Regions from separate parts of the Homo sapiens genome. Here region 1 is linked to region 2. Evidence: chromatin loops called from intact Hi-C (ENCODE). Cell type or tissue: HepG2. All regions are shown on one strand. Each heading gives the region's core, and the rest is flanking DNA. Links, peaks and the distances in the headings are about the cores only. Region 1 has its middle 99 kb from the start of SMCO4. Region 2 overlaps SMCO4 (single-pass membrane protein with coiled-coil domains 4).

Region 1 (2,809 bases), core at 250-2,749, 86 kb after region 2:
TTATTTTTCCACATGGAGATTTTGTGAGTACACTAATGGCTTTGGACCTTCTGATGTTTTGTCATCAAACCTGGCTTCTGTGGATGCAACTTTGTTCACCATCTGCTTGTTTACAAGAAGTGATACTGGGAAGTAATAAGAGCTAGAGCCAGGAATCAGAAGACCAGGGGTTTCCTTTCTGATTCTCCCATTTACCATGATTCTGAGTAAGTTTCTTAACAGCTCTGATTCCCAGGGACAAGGATATCAGGCTTGGTGACCTCACAGGCTCATTTCGAGTTTAAATGAATAATCCTATGGGAAGGTGTTGTGGACAGAATGTGTGTGCCCACCTAAAATTTATAGAGTCATGCACTGCATAATAATATTTCAATGGACCTAATGTATGATGGTGTTCCCATATTATAATTCCATATTTTGCTCTACCTTTTCTATATTTAGATACACAAATACTTACCATTGTGTTAAAATTACCTACAGCATTCAGTACAGTAACACACTGTACAAGTTTGTAGCCTAGGAGCAATAGGCTATGCCATATAGCCTAGGTGTGTAGTAGTTGTGCCATCTAGGTTTGTATAAGTCCACTCTATGATGTTTGCACAATGTAATTGCCTAACAAGACATTTCTCAGAATATATCCCTGTCATTAAGTGATACATGACTGTATTGAAATTTTAACCTCCATTGTGATGGTATTAGGAAATTGGGCCTTTAGGAGGTAATTACATCATGAGGGTAGACACCTTCATCAATGGGATTACAGCCTTATAAAGAAGAAACGAGAAGTTGCTTCCAAGATGGCCAAACAGTAACAGCTCCGGTCTGCAGCACCCAGCGAGATCGATGAAGACTGGTGATTTCTGCATTTACAACTGAGGTACCTGGTTCATCTCATTGAGACTGGTTGGACAGGAGGTGCAGCTCACGGAGGGCAAGCTGAAGCAGGGCGGGGTGTTGCCTCACCTGGGAAGCGCAAGGGGTCAGGGGATTTCCCTTTCCTAATCAAGGGAAGCTGTGAGGGACTGTACCTGGAAGAACAGTAAACTCCTGCCCAGTAAACTCCTGCCCAAATACTGCGCTTTCCCACAGTCTTCACAACCCGCAGACCAAGAAATTCCCTCCCCTGCCTGGCTTGGCAGCTCCCACGCCCACAGAGCATTGCTCACTGCTAGCGCAGCAGTCTGAGGTAGACCTGTGATGCTGCAGCTTGGTGGGGGGAGGGGCGTCCACCATTGATGAGGCTTGAGTAGGTGGTTTTATGCTCACAGTGTAAACAAAGAGGCTGGGAAGCTTAAACTGGGCGGAGCCCACCACAGCTCAGCAAGGCCTACTGCCTCTCTAGATTCCACATCTAGGGGCAGGACATATCAGAACAAAAGGCAGCTGACAGCCTCGGCTGACCTAAACGTCCCTGTCTGACAGCTCTGAAGAGAGCAGTGGTTCTCTCAGTATGGTGTTCGATCTCTGAAAACGGACAGACTGCCTCCTCAAGTGGGTCCCTGACCCCTGTGTAGCCTGACTGGGGGACACCTCCCACTTGGGGCCGACAGACACCTCATACAGGCAGGTGCCCCTCTGGGATGAAGCTTCTAGGGGAAGGATCAGGCAGCAATATTTGCTGTTCTGCACCCTCCACTGGTGATACCCAGGCAAACAGGGTCTGGAGTGGACCTCCAGCAAAATCCAACAGACCTGCAGCTGAGGGGCTCGACTGTTAGAAGGAAAACTAACAAACAGAAAGGAATAGCATCAACATCAACAAAAAGCACATCCACACCAAAACCCCATCTGTAGGTCACCAACATCAAGGACCAAAGGTAGATAAAACCACGAAGATGGGGAGAAATCAGAGCAGAAAAGCTGAAAATTCCAAAAACTGGAGCACCTCTTTTCCTCCAAAGGATTGCAGCTCCTCGCCAGCAAAGGAACAAAACTGGACAGAGAATGAGTTTGACAAGTTGACAGAAGTAGGCTTCAGAAGGTCGGTAATAACAAACTTCTCCAAGCTAAAGGAGCATGTTCTAACCCACTGCAAGGAAGTTAAAAACCTTGAAAAAAGGTTAGACAAATGGCTAACTAGAATAAACAGTGTAGAGAAGAACTTAAATGACCTGATGGAGGTGAAAACCACAGCATGAGAACTTCGTGATGCATGCACAAGCTTTAACAGCCGACTCGATCAAGTGGAAGAAAGGATATCAGTGATCAAAGGTCAAATTAATGAAATAAAGCGAGAAGACAGGATTAGAGAAAAAAGAGTGAAAAGAAACGAACAAAGCCTCCAGGAAATATGGGACTATGTGAAAAGACCAAATCTACATTTGATTGGTGTTCCTGAAAGTAACAGGGAGAATGGATCCAAGTTAGAAAACATTCTTCAGGATATTATCCAGGAGAACTTCCCCAATCTAGCAAGGCAGGCCAACATTCAAATTCAGGAAATACAGAGAACACCACAAAGATGCTCCTCAAGAAGAGCAACCCCAGGACACATAATTGTCAGATTCACCAAGGCTGAAATGAAGGAAAAAATGCTAAGGGCAGCCAGAGAGAAAGGTCGGGTTACCCACAAAGGGAAGCCCATAAGACTAACAGCGGATCTCTCAGCAGAAACCCTGCAAGCCAGAAGAAAGTGGGGGCCAATATTCAACATTCTTATAGAAAAGACTTTTCAAACCCAAAATTTCATATCCAGCCAAACTAAGCTTCATAAGTGAAAGAGAAATAAAATCCTTTACAGACAAGCAAATGCTGAGAGATTTTGTCACCACCAGGCTTGCCTTACAAGAGCCCCTGAAGGAAGCAC
Region 2 (2,809 bases), core at 264-2,763:
CCAAGGGGGTCTGAGCACAGCTTGGTTTTATACATTTTAGGGAGATATGAGACAATCAGTGTATGTAAGATGAACATTGATTTGGTCCAGAAAGGTGGGACAACTCGAAATGGGGCAGGGGCTTCCAGCTTATAGGTAGATAAGAGACAAATGGTTGCATTCTTCTGAGTTTCTGATTAGCCTCTCCAAAGGAAGCAAGCAGATATGCATTTATCTCAGGGAGCAGAGGGGCGACTTTGAAAAGAAAGGGAGGCAGGTTTGCCTAAGCAGTTCCCAGCTTGACTTTTCCCTTTAGCTTAGTGATTTGGGGGCCCCAAGATTTATTTTCCTTTCACAACTGCCTTTTTTTAAAACTGTGGCAAAAAACCCCATAAAATTTACCATCTTAACCATTTTTAAGTGTACAATATATTAATTAGTGTTACCTGTCTGCACATTACTATGCATCAGTATGACCTCATTGTGTTAGAGTTCTGCAGAGAAACAGAACCAATAGGGTTATGTGTATGTATATAAAGAGATTCATTATAAGGTGTTGGCTCACATGTTTATGAAGGTTAAGAAGTCCTAAGAGCTGCAGTCAGCAAGTTTGAGACCCCAGAGAGCCAATGGTGTAAGTTCCAATCCAAGTACTGAGGCCTTGAGACCCAGGAGAGCCAATGGTGTCAGTTCCAATCCAGGTACTGAGACCTTGAGTTCCAGAAGAGCCAATGGTGTAAGTTCTAGTCCAAAAGCCAGCAGGCTTGAGACCCAGGAAGAGCCAGTTTCTCAGTTCAGGTCAGTCCAAAGGCAGAAAAGACCAATGTCCCAGCTCAAGCTTACATACACTGCAAGAGGAATTCCCTCTTACTCAGGCTGTTTGTTCTGTTCAGATCTTCATTTGATTAGATGAAGTCCACCCAGATGAGGGAAGGCATTCTGCTTTATTCAGTCTACCCATTCAAATGTTAATTGTATCCAGAAAACATCCTCACAGACATACAAGGAATAATCTTTGGCCAAAAGTCTGGGCACCCATGGCCCAGTCAAGTTGACACATGAAATTAACCATCACACTCATCTTAAAATATTATATCTGCAAAGACCCTATTTCTAAATAAGCTCATATTCTGAGGTTCCAGGTGGACATGAGTTTTTTGGGACTCTGTTCTGTCCAGGTGGTATGTGAGATATTGGTGACTGCTGAAAAAGTGGAAGAGTCCCGCAGCAGAGGGGAAGGTGAGGTGGTCAAGGAGGGCTTTGCTGAGAAGGAATGTGTGCACTTGGGGCTGGAGAAGGGGGAGAGAGGGAGGAGCTGCTGTGTGGAGGAAGAGGATTCTGTGTGAAGGGGACAGCACAGGCAGAGGCCCTGAAGTGTAGGGACAGTACAATTTGAGTCCATTGTGTCAGGGGAGGAAAGGGAGAGGTTGGGAGTAAAGAAGAGGATGAGGATCAAGAGGTCCTTCTTTGCGTGGACTGTGGCCTTTGTTCTAGTAAGATGGGAGCCACTGTTGTGCCTGTGAGCATGAATGAAAGCAGGTAGTGTGGGCCAGCTCATTGAGGACTTTTCTAAGTTCAGATGGATGTAGCTGAGCTGTGTGTGTGCCTAGATATTTTGCAGCAGCTGTTTCTAGGCAGGTTTTTAAAAAATGTTAGTGCTGTACTGACCCTTGATCCACCACCCTTTCCTTTCTGTATGCTTTTCACCTACCCACCCACCCACACATAAACCACAAACACGAAGAAGAGAGAGCAAACAGACAAGGCTGTGGTGGCAGGAATTGCTAGGAAACTGTGTGCTTAGCTGCCCTGCTGTGAGCTGCAGGGCCTCACACGTGTGAACTGGTGGGCTCTTCCCCCCACGACCCCTTCAGCCTTGGGCCTGCCTGGTGAACGCCATGCCTGCCATTCAGGTGGTCTTTAACCTGGGTAGATTTAGAAAATGCCAAGGTCAGTGTGCAAGCTATGTGGATTCTTCTGGGCTTCCAGGATTCTTCTGTGTATAAAATCACTATGCTGTGAAAAGAGTTGAGTCAGCTCTCCTGGTCAGCAGGCCACATTTGGCCTTGAAAATGTGGGACAGGGAGGAACATCCAAGAGGACCTTTGGAGACAGTGAGTAGATGGCTGTGTGGTCTTGGTACGTGGGCCCAGGGCCCTCTGCTGCCAGCCTTGTTACTGGCCTACAAAGTGTTCACACATTGTTGTTCTTATTTGTCATAAAAACACTTCAGCCTGCAATCTGAGTATTGGTCATTAAAAAGAAGAAGGAACTCCAGGCGGAGGCTGGCCCTCAGCGGGCCTGGCCTGCTGGTCTGTGGCCTGTGTCGTCGGTTCAGTTTGCCCAGTTACTGGGGGAATCACTACTTCAGATTCCTTGGCCTTGGAGTTAAAGGGAAATATCCTTATTTGGTTGACATTTAATTTCCTTTTTGCCTCCAAAGGAAGGGGCCTGGCCCTTGTGTAATGAGGGCTCGGGGGAAGTGGGCTATATGGGGGCCTGATTTCAGACTCTCTCTGGGCTGTGCGGGGGCCTGATTTCAGACTCTCCTGCCTCCACTTACCAAGATAGTGCCAGAAGCAGCCTGCTTGGGGAGGTTATCTGGGAGGCCGATGTCATTGTGACCCCTCTGGGGAGCATCGCTTTAGAAGATAATTATGTGTAAGTGGAGATGAAAATAGAATTCTCCAGTGCCAGGAGCAGCTGCTCTTCCGTAGTGTTTCAGGAGTTGCCTTTGGGGCCCCTCCTTCCTCCCAAACAAAACACACCCATCCAAAATGAAAGTTGTGAAGATGATTCCTAGCTAGAAAAGTGAGTGTTACAAATGTGT

What was found. Peaks named below come from ENCODE experiments on the same cell type or tissue, not always from the same donor. Only the 100,000 strongest peaks of a DNase experiment are listed, where the experiment ranks them.
Region 1: a loop joins it to region 2, with 4 times the contacts of the local background. A loop is called at or near these places in 2 of 110 quality-filtered maps.

The regions. Positions count from the first base shown.
Region 1 is chr11:93,443,202-93,446,010 of GRCh38, reverse strand. No RefSeq gene overlaps it. Among named protein-coding and RNA genes, the nearest start is that of SMCO4, 99 kb to the left of the region's middle. RefSeq lists an enhancer at 1,055-1,627. In HepG2, for the core only: no CTCF peak of the experiment used is centred there; a DNase peak (open chromatin) is centred at 1,270.
Region 2 is chr11:93,529,253-93,532,061 of GRCh38, reverse strand. The region is part of intron 1 of SMCO4 (single-pass membrane protein with coiled-coil domains 4); the gene reads left to right. Among named protein-coding and RNA genes, the nearest start is that of SMCO4, 13 kb to the left of the region's middle. In HepG2, for the core only: no CTCF peak of the experiment used is centred there; DNase peaks (open chromatin) are centred at 831, 1,691 and 2,041; H3K4me3 peaks cover 1,180 bases.